5 separate regions of the Homo sapiens genome follow, and regions 1, 2, 4 and 5 are each linked to region 3. A link is a contact called in ENCODE Hi-C or POLR2A ChIA-PET data. All regions are on one chromosome and are shown on one strand. The core of a region is the stretch at or near the end of the contact, and the rest is flanking DNA. Distances in the headings are between cores, read along the strand shown.

Region 1 (2,700 bases), core at 64-2,563, 320 kb after region 3:
ACCATATTTTCATGGTACCTTGTCTATGTTTAGATATGTTTAGACACCAGTGTGTTATAATTGCCTATAGTACAATAACATGCTGTACAGGTTTATAGCCTAGGAGCAATAGGCTATACCATCCAGCTTAGGTGTGTAGTAGGCTACACCATCTAGGTTTGTGTGGGTATACCTATGATGTTTGCAAAACAATGAAATCACCTAACAATGCATTTCTCAGACTGTAGCTCTGTTTGTTAAGTGACTCAGGACTGTTTATGTAAGGCACGGTGCCTAGCTTGTAGAAATTACTCAGTATACGTTAGCTCTTTCCCTTTTCCTCTCCTCTTTTCTTTGGTATTACTTCCCTCCATGGTCTCCACAAGCAAGGGGCACGGTGTGAGCCTAATTGTACATCTACCCTGGGAATTCTGGAACCCTGATGCTGACAACCAATACATCACATTTACAAGGGCCAGGAGGGCACTGAGAAAAAGGTAAAGGCCTTTGGGATTGAGCATCAGGCTGCTGAAACATCAGGCTTGAGGCTTCAAGCAAAAAGGGAAGATGAAGGCTGCCCCCTGTACTGTGAGTGTGGCGAGGCCTGGGAAGGCAGAAAACACACCCTGAGATAAGAACACTGGTTCTTGATCTATAAGAAAGACATTGTGGGCCGGGCGCGGTGGCTCGTGCCTGTAATCCCAGCACTTTGGGAGGTCGAGGTGGGCGGATCACAAGGTCAGGAGATCAAGACCAGCCTGACCAATATGGAGAAACCCCGTCTCTACTAAAAATACAAAAATTAGCCTGGTGTGGTGGCATGTGCCTATAATCCCAGCTACTCGGGAGGCTGAGGCAGGAGAATCGCTTGAACCAGGGAGTCGGAGGTTGCAGTGAGCCGAGATCGCGCCACTGCACTCCAGCCTGGTGACAGAGTGAAACTCCATCTCAAAAAAAAGAAAGACCTTGTTAGATAACTTAGCTAGGCATGGTGCCAGGCACCTGTAATCCCAGCTACTCGGGAGGCTGAGGCAGGAGAATCATTTGAACCTGGGAGGTGAAGGTTGCAGTGAGCTGAGATCGCACCATTGCACTCCAGCCTGGGCAACAAGAGTGAAACTCCATCTCAAAAAAAAAACAAGAAAGACATTGTTAGATAGCATTGAGCATATCACTTAAATGGCCTTGGCTCACCCCCTGGGGAAATCATGTTCTTTCAAAGACACTATAAAACAAACAAACAAAAAAAGCAACAGTAGCTACAGAGTTCCTGCTCCAGCAACCAGGAGCCTTGAGGCAGCACAAGGACACCGGGGCGGGAGCGTGGCCCAAGAAGCAGAGACAGCAACAACAACAGGATGACTTCATTTACTGAGTTATCAAAAACCACAATGTCTGAAAACCACAATGTCTGCCAAGAAAGAGGATGAGTCACCAAGACCCACAGGAAAGAGGGGCTGGGGTGGGTTGGGGTGGGCAGCATGGCATGATGAGAAAAGCAAGTATTTTGACAGCACACAGATTCAAATCCTGACACATCTCTGAGGCCTTCAGCTCTCTGGGTCTCAGCTTCCTTTATCTTTAGTTTTTATTTATTTTTATTTCAAAAGAAATGAGATGGAGTCTTCTCTGTTGCCCAGGCGGGAGAGCAATGGTGCAATCTTGGCTCACTGCAACCTCTATCTCCTGGGTTCAATTGATTCTCCTGCCTCAGCCTCCCGATTAGCTGAGATTACAGGTGCATGCCAGCACACCGGCTAATTTTTGTATTTTCAGTAGAGATGGATTTTACCATTTCGGCCAGGCTAGTCTCGAACTCCTGACCTCAAGTGATCCACCCATCTGGGTCTCCCAAAGTGCTGAGATTACAGGTGTGAGACACCATGCCCAGCCCTCAGCTACCTTATCTTTAAAAATGGGAAAGAGCCAGGCACAGTGGCTCACATCTGTAATCCCAGCACTTTGGGAGGCCAAGGCAGGTGGATCACGTGAGGTCAGGAGTTCGAGACCAGCCTACGTGGTGAAACCCCATCTCTACTAAAACTACAAAAATTAGATGGGCGTGGTGTCATGTGTCTGTAGTCCCAGCTACTAGGGCAGCTGAGGCAGGAGAATCACTTGAACTTGGGAGGCAGAGGTTGCAGTGAGCCAAGATTGCCCCACTGCATTCCAGCCTGGGTGACAGAGGGAGACTCCATCTAAAAACAACAACAAAAAAAAAAACAGCAGGGGATGGGGGAGGTAGTAATAATAGTGCTTATTTCATGGGGTTGTTTTTTTTGTTTTGTTTTCTTTTGCTTTTTGAGACAGAGTCTCGCTCTGTCACCCAGGCTGGAGTGCAGAGGCACAATCTCGGCTCACTGCAAGCTCCACTTCCCGGGTTCACGCCATTCTCCTGCCTCAGCCTCCTGAGTAGCTGGGACTACAGGCGCCCGCCACCACGCCCAGCTAATTTTTTTGTATTTTTAGTAGAGACGGGGTTTCACTGTGTTAGCCAGGATGCTCTCAATCTCCTGACCTCGTGATCCATCCACCTCGGCCTCCCAAAGTGCTGGGATTACAGGCATGAGCCACCACGCCAGCCCAGGATTGTTTTAAGGATTTAGTGAGTCCTTTATCTGTATAAAGCACTTCAGCAACAAATGGTATTCACTATTTTGATATCCAAGTTCTTGATTTTCCCCAAAGTTGTTAAGAGTCACACTGTCATCTTCCACTGAC
Region 2 (2,700 bases), core at 1-2,500, 480 kb before region 3:
GAAATCTTCGGAGGTCTCTCCGTCTGACGTTCCCCTACAAACACGGCCTCGCCCGGACCCCATCCCCACCAGCACAGCCCAGGCCTCCCCGGGGAGCCGAGCGGCTGAGCCAGAAGAAGCCGGGAGTGTGCGCGTTCGGGAGCGCGGGCGGGCATCGGGGCCCACCGCCGCCCGTCCTGCCCCCGCCGCCCCAAAAGTGTCCCCCAGACACTAACGCCCCCCACAAACATCCGCTCCGGGGCTGGACCCGCGGCTCCTCCCCGCCCCCAGCCAGCGCTGGCCGCCCCCTTCTTGACCCCGGCCCGGGGGACACCTGGAGGCCCGGGGACCAGGCGGTGGAGGGGTGCCCTGGTCTGGAGGGTGGGGCGCCCAGGTGAGGGCCGCTCCGGGCCGACGCCGCCACCACACAAAGGACCAGGGGCTCCCGCCGCCATATTGAAAACTTTCCTCCTCGCACGACAACTCGCAAGTCCCCCACCCCCACCCCACCCCATCACACACCCCCGCACCCCGGGAGCGGAGGCGAGGACCAGCCTGCCGAGCCTCGCCGGGCCCACAGTCCTCCCTCCAGCCCGCGCCTCCGCCAGGCTCCGTGAGGAAACTCCCCCGCGACCACCCCCGGCTCCTGCCATCACTCCATCCGGAACCGAACCCGAACCTCCGCACCCGGCCGCCCGAGCCCCGCGGCGACCCGGCCCTCCCATGGCACCGCCGAAGCCCCCGGTTCTCCCACGCTCCTCATCTCCCACCCTGGAGAAGCCCCCGTCTTCCTCCCCCGGCCTCAACTCCGACCTTCTAGGCAGCCCCAAACTTGACGAGGCCGGCGGGGCGACCGGCTCCCCGCCCCCCGCGCCTCGGGCCTCCCCGGACCCGCGCGTCCCCGCTCCCTCCCCCAGCCACGAGCTGGATCCGGGGTGCTGGCGTGACTCACCGGCGGCGGCCGCACCTTACAGATGCCAGTCTGCTCGGCTATGGGCCGGATCTTGTGGATGAAAGCGAAGGGGTCCGCGAACTCTTCCCAGCTGGGTTCGAAGACCGGGCACTCGGGTGGAGGCAGGAACTCGCCCAGCGGGCCCGGGCCCCCGAGGGGCAGCGCCGGGCGCGGGCCTGGGTGCAGTGTGGTGGCCGCCTCCATCACCGCAGGCTGGGCAAGGGCGAGGCGAAGGTGGGCTCCGGGACCGAGGCTGCGAGCTCCGCTCGGTCCGAGACCCGTGCAGACGCGGCTCGAGCAACAGCAAGTCCGAGTTGTACGGGCAACGGCAGCACCTTGGGCTTTTTCAGCCTCCGACGACGACGTCTCGCCGCAAGCCCACGCCGTGCGCCTCCGCCGCCACGGCGAGGAAAAAGAGTCCCACCCCACCCCCATCGACCCACCCTCCGCGCGCGGCTCCCCGCCCCGCCCCCGAATCGGGCGGGGCCGCGCCTTCCGCTGTGGATGGAGTTTATCCTTAGGGTTTCAGTTGAGCCAACTTTTATTGACCATTTACTATGTATCAGAGTTCCTGCCCTGAAGAAGTTAAGTCTGGTAGAAAGGATCAGTCCCATAAGCCAATCATTCAATCACGTCAGTACACAATGGTAGGTGCAGTAAAACCCAGGAGGGGGTTTTGGAAAGAGTATTGGAAACGGAGAAGGATTTTCCAGTAGAGATAACAGCTTGAACATACACATAGCATGTTCATGAGAAGGCAATAGTAGTAATAATAATAATAACGTAACATTTTGGGGCACTTTCATATCCTAGGCACTGTTCTAATTGCATCGCATGATTAATCACACAACCCTATGAGATAGGTACTCTTATTTCCACTTTACAATAAGGAAAGTGAGGCATAGGTAGGTTAAGCAATTTGCCATAATTCACATGGCTAATAAGTGATGGAGACTATTGGGAGGTGGAGATGTTGCAGGGAAAATAATCATCCACAAACAGTCTATGACGAGGTCAGACTTGAGAGGGGCGAAAGACTTGAAATAATCCAGACAAGGAATGATAGGATCTAAATTAAGGCAGTGGTGCTGATAATTATGAGGAAGGGATGCAAAGGTAGGAAATAAAATTAGGACATAGTGACAGATTGAGGGGGGACGACGAGGTATTAAGATTCAGATGTCTGGCGTACCTGCCTGAGTAGATGCTAGCCCGTTGGCATTGCTGGAACATTCACCCCAATTATATACAGAAGGCGAGTTACTCAAGGGAAGAAGATACTGTGTTCATTTCTGGACATTTTGAATTTGAGGTGTCTCTGGTACATACAGGTAGAAATACACAACGGGGTATCCTTCAACAGACTGAAGGGTATAAATCTGAAGGGGCGAGATCAGAATTGGAGATATAAATCTGGGAGTTATGTGCTTATGGGTGATAGCCGCTATTTAATGCTACTGTGTGTAAAGCACTGCTCTAAACGCTCTGCATGTATTAGCTCACTGAGTCTTCACAACCACCATATTGAGTAGGTACGATATTATCCTCATTTTGCAGAGCAGGCAACGGAGGCAAAGAGGTTAACGAACTTTAAGAGATACGAACACTTTTGAGGCGCCTTTTTTCTTTTGGCGGGAGACGGGGGACGGGGGTGGGGGGGTAGTGTCCAGCAGCCTCAGAAAAAAGGAGGAAGCTCAAAAAGTAGAACGTCAACATTGAAATGACCTCTTTCATCCAGAAAGCTGCCAAACGTATGCAAGGAATGTTTG
Region 3 (2,700 bases), core at 135-2,634:
AAAACAATCCAATGTGATAGATATCATTGTAATTTCTACTTTATGGATGAGGCAACTGAAGCACAGCGAATATTAGGTAACTGTTAAAGATAAGATTTGAACCCAAGCGGTCTGGCACAGCAGCCGGAACCTCCGACCACCCATCACACAGTTCCGCCTCTATTAGAAGAAGACCACTCTGGTGAGCTTCCTGGGGGAGGAGAAACTCTTGTTACAATAATCAATAATCAATCAAATTTCCAAGGAGATTTCTCTGGACCTTTGGAGGGAGATTCAAAAGCCCTTCTCCATCCCACTTCTAGGTCTGCTTGCTAAGTCAGGAATAAAGCTACCCTGGATCTTCTGGAACTTTCTGTTCTCTGAGGCAGGAGGGCATTTCTTTGGCCAGGACCTCCCAGCTCAGAGGCTCATTGGCCCCAGAAACATGGGTGGCCCACTGGAGGTGGGCTGTGCCAGTTGGCTTTCAGACGGGAAGCTGCTGGGCACGCTTGTTCTCCACCACACCTCTGCAAGGTGAACCTGGGACTGGGAGGGACAGCCTGCTGAGGACTGAGAGCGTGGGACACTTATGACTGTCACACTCCTTCTCTGCAAATCTTCCTCTAAAAGGCTTCCCAGGGCTTGGCTCTGCTTGGTTCTCTGAGCTCCTCCTGCAGGCAGCTGCCTTTCAGTTCACTATTGTATCCCAGTGAATCCAAAATTAGCTTGATTCACAACAGAAAATGAGCACAAAACCCCTCTATAGCCAGAGAGTGATTGTCTACAAAGTCCTATGTGGTAGAAATAAGGCTTTGCCCCAAGGAGCCATCTGGCTGTGTGCCCTCTCCCACACGCACACTTCCATTTGGCACACTTATTGTTATCCTGTGCTGTGAGGGAACAGAGGTACTGGCCACGGATCCATTGCAGAGGAGCCAGCTTATACTCCCACGGTGCTAGGAAGGAGGCGGGACAGGTAAGACAAGCACACAAACCATGGAAAAAACTGGAGGAAACTTTCCACACCTCTTAAGCAACTGGTGCATTTCCCTGTGGTGTAGGTTGAGTAAGTAAGCCCGAGGAGAGAGGATGGGGTGGACTCAGATGCCCAGGGAGGCAAGTCTTGGTTTGGGGTTTTCAGGAAGGCAGGGCCACTTGTAGAGATTGCAGCTGGTGGTGAACTGGGGTCTGTGGAGGTGGCAGGCAGAAATAGCAACTCGTGTGTCCATGGTGGCACCGTTTTCAATGCGCCTTCATAACCATATCTCGTTTGATCCTGACAGTCCCTCTATAAGCAGTTTGCCACTGTCATTTTTCAGATGAAAACATCGAGGCTTAGAGGGGTTTCTGAGTAGCTGAGAAGTCAGGACTTCACACTCCCGATCTTTCCCCTGGCCTCCAGTTTGCCTGGCAAAGTCACAGGAAGTATCTCCATGGCACCGCATCAGCCCTCACAGAGCAGGAAACCTTGATTTCTACAGAGGCTGTTTCCTCCCAGCCTTGTGCAAGGCCCACTGCAGAGACAAAATTATGGTGGCCAAAGTGTGAATGCCAAGGCCACACTGGTAAGAGCCAGTGGCTGGGCAGCTGCAGTCACCCCACCGAAGGTAGACGGGTGTGGCTCAGTGGCAGGCAGAGGCTGGTCCCCACAGGGAGGAGGAGGGAGCCTGTGGGCGGCCCAGGGGCTGCCCCTCTGTCCCCAGGGGAGTGGGTGGAGGCCTGAGGGGGACTGTGCTGAGATGTTTGGTCATCAGAGGTCTGGGTGGGGGGTTGGGGAGGTAAAGCAAGAGTCTCTTATTTTTAAACCAATCAATGAGAGGACAGCTGTTCTTTGTTTCCATGAGCTCAGCAGAAGAGGAAATGGTTTGCCTGTGCGGTGGGGGAGGAGGAGAGGGTAGGGTTTTAGGTTAGTGCCCTGGCTGTGATGAAGTGGAACTTGTTACCCAAGGACTTCCCTTTTAGGCAGAATGTCTGCTTTCCTACCAGGAAGAGTGGCTTGGCCCTCTGCTGAGGCTCTCAGAGGTTCTCCCAGCCTTGGGATCGCTGAGTAAAACCAGTCAGCACCATGTCACCCTATGGAGACTGGTATTACCTTGCGCCTGTGTGTGGTGACAGCGGGCATCCTTTGGCCTGCATAGCAAAGGGCCACTCCCCTCCTTTCCTCCTGTCTCCCTTCTTCCCCAACCCCTCTCTCTTGGAGGACAGAGTCTGCTCCCCTAAATTCTACTGGGTTCTTTTTCAGGCCTCCATCCCTGGGATTTGCTGGTAGAAGAAAGGGAATCAGCGCTGACTGAGCTCCTACTATGTGCCCTTCCTGGGCCTGGCACTGGAATCACAGGATGAATGAATAAGGCATATTTCCTGCCCTGAGGAGGCGTCTATAGGGGAAGTCGGAATTAAGGCACCTCCAGAATTCTGAGGTCAAGGGAATGTCAACAGAGCTGTGAACAAAATGCCCAAAGCCATGAAAATCTACAGAGAGAGACTCGAAGGGGAGGAATGGGGTAGGAGCTGGTGCCGAGGATGAGAGGGGAGAATTCACCTGGTGGAGAACTGATAGGTGGGGGCTGTTTTCAAAGTATTTTCACAAACGTTTATTCTCTTGACTCTCACAATAAACGAAGCCAGCCAGAAAGTATTCTCCCCATTTCAGTGATAAGGAAATGGAGGCTCAGAAGGGTGGAATGGCCCAGGGCAGGGCAAAGCTGGGGTGGAAGCATC
Region 4 (2,700 bases), core at 25-2,524, 390 kb after region 3:
GGAAGAGTGAAGGAGACACATGGCAAGATCTTCCTGTGCCTTCCCATGTCAGCCTGGAGCTGAAGGGGTTCATGGGAATGCTTTGGAACCTCGCAACATTTTCAAAGTGTGGTCCCCAGACCAGATGCATCAGCTCACCCTGTTAAGGAACTTGTTAGGAGTGCACCTTCCCAGGCCCCACCTCCGTTCTTGTGCACCAGAAACTCAGGAGTTGGCAGGGAGGGGCCCAATAGGTTTGCCCCAGTTCTCCAGAGGATCCTAGTGCTCACTCTGGGTTTGAGAACCACAGCTCTAAAACATTACTCAAGTGCAAGGAAGCATGATCAGTTCGCTTTCCAAAGGCCTAGGCTGACTGAATGGATCCTGTCTGTGCAATATGTGAACAAGGAAGAATAAAACAGGCGCAGAGGGGTGGCAGGTTATTAGCGATCATTCCTGGCCACCTTTTTTAATAAGCACTGTCTTTTCAGCATGGAGCCCTCGCTGATTTGCCTGTGACTTCCAGGAAATAAGCCCAGAGAAGGCTGGAATAGGTAAAGCGGGGATGGGAGGTTCTCTGTACTCTGTACAGGTGAGACTGTCAGAGTGGAGAAAGGGAATGGGAGCAGCCAGGCCTGATGACCAGTATGGGACATGCTGACTAGTATCTGGGCCACACAGGAATGTTGTTTTAAGTCCTCTCCTGCTGAGCGTCTGGGGACAGAGCAGCTGCCCCTGGTGCTCCCTTTTGGTGGATGAGATGTGGCCTCCTCAGTCTGTGGCCAGGCAACTTCTTCCCCCTTGTCCTGAGGACTCCACCAGATCCTGAGGCCTGGGAACAACCAGGTCCCGACCCGGTAGCCCAGGGAGATGACCCCTCTCCATAAGCATGACATGATTCTGCTGAAATTCGTTTCTAAAAATAACCTAGGATCCGATCCAGCTGCTAAAAAGCCCCTTTGTTCCCTTGAAACCAAAATATGGAAAGCCACAGCAGCCCCAAGAAAGACAGTCTGTGTAGTCCAAGAGAGTGCATATACGAAATACTTGAATGCTGCTGCCGGAGGGCTGCGTCCTGTCTGTGGCCTAGAAGCTTCCTGCCGCAGCTCTGAGGAGTGAGTAGCAGTTATCGTTGCTAACCCTTATCCTGAGTGAACGGGGTCAGGAGAGGCTGCCAGTACCCCTTTTGTTAAACAGACCTTCCAGATGGCATTGTCACTTCCACCTGAAGGTGGCTCTTGTCCTCCTTAAACAACTGAAGGAAATGGTGAGCGCTGCTGTTTCATCCTCTACATTTTTTTGAGCTCTAGCTTGCTGTGAACACCCCTACCTCCACCCCATACATCCTCTGAGTCACTGGAGGACACAGAGGTGACCCAGGCCAGTGTGACTCACACAATTTGAAAGAGGTTGGCTTTCCCAAGGCTCTGGGCCTAAGGGACTGCCCTTTCTCATCTTGATAATTTTTTTTGAGATGGAGTTTTACTCTGTTACCCAGGCTGGAATGCAGTGGCACGATCTCAGCTCACTGCAACCTCTGCCTCCAAGGTTCAAGTGATTCTCCTGTCTCAGCCTTCTGTGCAGCTGGGATCACAGGCGTGCAACACCACACCTGGCTTTTTTTTTTTTTTTTTTTTTTTTTTTTTTTTTTTCTGAGATGGGGTCTCACTGTGTCTCCCAGGCTGGAGTGCAATGGCACAGTCTTGGCTCACTGCAACCTCCATCTCCCGGGTTCAAGCAACTCTTCTGCCTCAGCCTCCTGAGTAGCTGGGACTACAGGCACGTGCCACCACACCTGGCTAATTTTTTGTATTTTTAGTAGAGACGGGGTTTCACCATGTTAGCCAGGATGGAATTTTTATATTTTTAGTAGAGACGGGGTTTCGCCATGTTGGCCAGGCTGGTCTCAAACTCCTGACCTCAGGTGATCTGCCCACCTTGGCCTCCCAAAGTGCTGGGATTACAGGCATGAGCCACTGCGCCTGGCCTCATCTTAATAATACTGATGCCATTTCAAGATGGAGCCAGTGGCCAGGGGTCAGGGGGACAGCCGTGCCCTCCCAGGCACATTCCTGCTTCCTCCCACCACACTGTTTCCCTACCCATGCCCTGGAGCTTTCTGTCTTCATCTTGGTGGTTCTTAAAACCTGTGACATGGGTTGGATCTTAGCAGACCAGGTGATCAGGATCAGGCTGTCAACCTTGGGTCAATTCTTGGTATCGCTGTTTGGAGAAAGCTTTTGTCATCTATGGGTCCTACCTTCTCCCTGCCTTCTGAAGGCATCTGACCAGAACTGGTAAGTTTTGCCACCATTATCACTGCACAGCATATCCTAGACAACACAGCCACTCCAAGACTGAGAGGTATTTTATTTTTATTTTTTGGATCTCAGATCACCACAGATAATGTTCCAGTGAACATCCTTGCACATGCCCCCTCCAGGCCCTGGATGAGGATTTCTTTGGAAGATGTAGCCAGGACTAGATGACTGGGTCCACAGCATGCATAGATGTAGTTTGACCAAAAAGCACCAAGTGATTCTGGGGAGGAGGGATGAATTCTGGATTCCTGAGACCCAGGGGCTACGAGTGACACGTTTTCTCCGATTAGATGCTTTGACTCTAGTACTACCTTTTTTGGTGGAATTGAAGAAGGTGCTGTCAGAGTAGCAGACTTGGAGAGGGGGAAGTAAGTGAGGGAGGCCCGTGGATACCACCTCC
Region 5 (2,732 bases), core at 200-2,699, 330 kb before region 3:
CCCTGTTATTTTTCTGAGATTCTCTCCTACCTGCAGGCAAAGTCTTGACCATTGAGAATAGAAAGCTTTCAGTTTCTACTCTACAATTAGGTATAGTTTTGCGGAGGTCTACCATAACATGGGCCTTCACAGGTAACATCAGTTTTTATGACTGATTTCCCAAGTGCAAATCACAATATGGGTACATAAAAGTTATTCCTGGAGTAAATACATTTAGTAGCTGCAAGCCGGTACCCTGACATTGCAATCTGTTTAGCACCACCCTAAATTCCTGGCAGTATACAGATAGTATACAACCTCAGGAACCGAAGTTGCACCATCGTAGCCTACCCAACTACTAGGAAAAGAGAAAAGCAGTGAACCGACCCCACTATTACTTCATTTCAGAAAAGAACCAGCCATTACAATCATTTGTTTTGTAGATGGCAGCCTATGTATTCTCCGCTGTATTTTCTAGCCCGTCTTCTGAATCACTTGAGGGAAGTACTATGGTTAATCTAGTAAAGTACCATGGCCTCCTAGCGCTCCTTTGACATCTGAAACGGTGTAAACTGAAATTGGCCTTGTCAGTTTCCCATTCTCCCAAAGAGCACCAGAAACTGAGGGAAAAAAAACACTTATCTATTTTCTTAAAAATCGAAGGCTTGAAGACCAAAATTCTCAAACAGAAGATAGAATACATCAATCCTAGATACCTAAGGTAATGAAATTTCATTTTCCCCCAAAGTACCTTCGATTCTGCCCCGCATTTCAGCCTTCAGGATTACCTTAACCCTGCAGAGCGATCACCAACCTCCCTTCCCACCCCATCAAAGTGAGGGCACTGTCAGGACTTGACCTGCCAAAGATTGTTGGTGGAGGAACCTTAGGGCTTCCTGGCAACCCAATGCGGCTGTTCCCCGCTGAGAGGCGGTTCGCGACCTAGGCCCGCAGCCCTCCCTCCCCACGCGCGGCGGCCTCGGGGCCAGGCTTAACTCTGGCTCTCTGGTCCCGATCTGGGGAACCCATGCATCTCCACCCCGTGGGGCTAAAGGCGCAGCACTCACAGGACTGCCGGGAGTCGGGGGACAGCCGGGGACGAGCGCCCACCGCACCTAGGCCGCCTCGGAGGCGGCGCGCAGTGGGAGGGGCCGGAAATGTTTACAACCTGACCGGCTGGATGCCTGGAGGCCAGGCGGCTCCTTGGCTGGGGCCCGAGCCCCCTGGCAAGTCGGAGCGGGTTCCCCCAACAGCTGTCTCCTCCGCAGGCCTGGGTCGGGGCCCCCGGGGTCCCCGCGCTCCCGCCGAGTCCCTGCCCACCGCGCAGCCCCTGGGAGACTTACAGCCGGGCAGGCGGGCTCTGCTGGGGGCCGCGGTCCCCCGCGCTACATCCCGCGGCGCTGGAGGCGGCCTGCGGCCGAGCGGCCCCGATCTTCAGCGCCCTCCCCGCGCCGGAAGGGGCGCGCGACCTCCCGCGTCACCTCCGCAGCCGCGTCACCTCCTCGCGGGCTCTGCCTGGGCCCTCCAATCCTAGGCCCTCTCGCGGAGTCCCAATCACAGGCCCGCGCCCGCCGGCCACACCTCCCGCCCCGGGCCCCGCCCTGCTGCCCCGCCTTCCCTGCCGCCTGCCCACCTCCCCGCCGCAGCCAGGTAACCTCCACCCGCCCCGGGGTAGAGGACGTTCGTCGGATTCTACACTCCACCTCGTTATCGCAGCCTGAAGTGCGTGATGGAGAAGAAATTTCAGAGAATGAGACAGAACGTCGGGAGGGAATGCTGAATTTTCTACCATACACCTTATCTCATCTCCTCTGTCCCCAAGGCTAGTCGTTTCACCTCTGAAACACTTCTTAATCTCTTCTTCAACCGCATGGTCCTTCCTTCCCTTCCACAAACTATTTATTGAGCCCCTACCATGTGCCAGGCCCTGGGCTAGACCTCAGTCTGCCTCCTGTTATTTTCTTATCAGAGAGCAGAATTGTTTCTAACTACTCTTGCTGGTGAACCCGTGCCCCAGTTCCTGCTCCCACAGGCACCTAGAGTGCAGATCGCGAGACAACATAGGGTAGTGCAGCCCTTGTCTGAACCACACAACACAGAAGGGGATTTCAGGGTCTGGCCATTTTCTCATTTCTCCCAAGAATGAAATAGTATTATTTTATTCCCACTTTTCAGATGAGGTAACTATCATTTGGAGGGGTTCACTAATATGCTCAAGGTCACAGACTGGCCAGGGACAGAAGCTTGGCTCTATGTGACTCTAGAGCCCCATGCTCTGGAGCCCCAGATACAGCAATACACAGTTGCTGAAAAGCAGAAAAGCAATGTCAATCTTCCTCTTGTGAGCAAACCTTTAACTCACAGGATTATCATAAGGATTAAACTATCTGATGTAGATAGAGTACTTGGCACAGTACCTCAATATGGCTGTTAACTCAAAAAAATTTTTAATTTTTCTTTTTTAGGGACAGGTTCTTACTGTCACCTAGGCTGGAATGCAGTGGTGCAATCATATCATAGCTCACTGTGCAACTAGTGCCATTCTAGAGGCAGAGAAAGTGACTCATTGTAATCTGATATAGGTGCTTCAGGGACGTGGGGTTAATTCTCTTGGTCCTAGTTAAAAGCATGGGCTCTGGAGTCACATAGAGCCAAGCTTCTGTCCCAGGCCAGTCTATGATCTTGAGCACATTACTGAACCCCTCCAAATGATAATTACCTCATCTGAAAAGTGGGAATAAAATAATACTATT

The links. Hi-C counts contacts between places; a loop is a spot of excess contacts on that map. ChIA-PET counts read pairs that join two places held with the same protein, here RNA polymerase II (POLR2A). Pooled maps may share reads with other maps.
Region 1: a loop to region 3 is called in a pooled map, with 4 times the contacts of the local background. The contact joins the enhancer-like site here to the promoter of LINC01353 in region 3. A Hi-C loop is called at or near these places in 1 of 168 maps with a recorded cell type or tissue (CD8-positive, alpha-beta T cell) and 7 of 50 pooled maps. POLR2A ChIA-PET finds 5 or more read pairs at or near these places in 2 of 52 experiments (activated T-cell and activated naive CD4-positive, alpha-beta T cell).
Region 2: a pooled map shows a loop between it and region 3 (6-fold over the local background). The contact joins the promoter of KDM5B here to the promoter of LINC01353 in region 3. A Hi-C loop is called at or near these places in 7 of 50 pooled maps. POLR2A ChIA-PET finds 5 or more read pairs at or near these places in 2 of 52 experiments (HEK293 and activated naive CD4-positive, alpha-beta T cell).
Region 4: a map of natural killer cell shows a loop between it and region 3 (4-fold over the local background). The contact joins the enhancer-like site here to the promoter of LINC01353 in region 3. A Hi-C loop is called at or near these places in 1 of 168 maps with a recorded cell type or tissue (natural killer cell) and 6 of 50 pooled maps. POLR2A ChIA-PET finds 5 or more read pairs at or near these places in 4 of 52 experiments (activated CD4-positive, alpha-beta T cell, activated naive CD4-positive, alpha-beta T cell and naive thymus-derived CD4-positive, alpha-beta T cell).
Region 5: a pooled map shows a loop between it and region 3 (4-fold over the local background). The contact joins the promoter of ADIPOR1 here to the promoter of LINC01353 in region 3. A Hi-C loop is called at or near these places in 2 of 168 maps with a recorded cell type or tissue (gastrocnemius medialis and psoas muscle) and 7 of 50 pooled maps. POLR2A ChIA-PET finds 5 or more read pairs at or near these places in 1 of 52 experiments (T-cell).

The regions. Positions count from the first base shown.
Region 1 is chr1:203,606,063-203,608,762 of GRCh38, forward strand. No RefSeq gene overlaps it. Among named protein-coding and RNA genes, the nearest start is that of ATP2B4, 19 kb to the right of the region's middle. Within about 2 kb of position 1,314, at least 12 of the 41 ENCODE cell types and tissues checked have a DNase peak (open chromatin) inside an H3K27ac peak, as active enhancers do; they include CD8-positive, alpha-beta T cell, where a contact is called at or near this core.
Region 2 is chr1:202,807,171-202,809,870 of GRCh38, forward strand. KDM5B (lysine demethylase 5B) reads right to left here and starts at 1,251. Exons shown (of 27, transcript NM_006618.5): 1 at 932-1,251. The coding sequence starts at 1,135. RefSeq lists silencers at 136-205, 306-425, 826-1,025, 1,056-1,265.
Region 3 is chr1:203,285,768-203,288,467 of GRCh38, forward strand. It overlaps LINC01353 (long intergenic non-protein coding RNA 1353), which reads left to right and starts at 1,385. Exons shown (of 3, transcript NR_117097.1): 1 at 1,385-1,544; 2 at 2,222-2,539. RefSeq lists an enhancer at 1,191-2,390.
Region 4 is chr1:203,673,042-203,675,741 of GRCh38, forward strand. The region is part of intron 1 of ATP2B4 (ATPase plasma membrane Ca2+ transporting 4); the gene reads left to right. Among named protein-coding and RNA genes, the nearest start is that of ATP2B4, 48 kb to the left of the region's middle. Within about 2 kb of position 1,275, at least 30 of the 41 ENCODE cell types and tissues checked have a DNase peak (open chromatin) inside an H3K27ac peak, as active enhancers do; they include natural killer cell, where a contact is called at or near this core.
Region 5 is chr1:202,956,863-202,959,594 of GRCh38, forward strand. It overlaps ADIPOR1 (adiponectin receptor 1), which reads right to left and starts at 1,450. Exons shown (of 8, transcript NM_015999.6): 1 at 1,323-1,450. RefSeq lists silencers at 1,119-1,678, 1,979-2,028.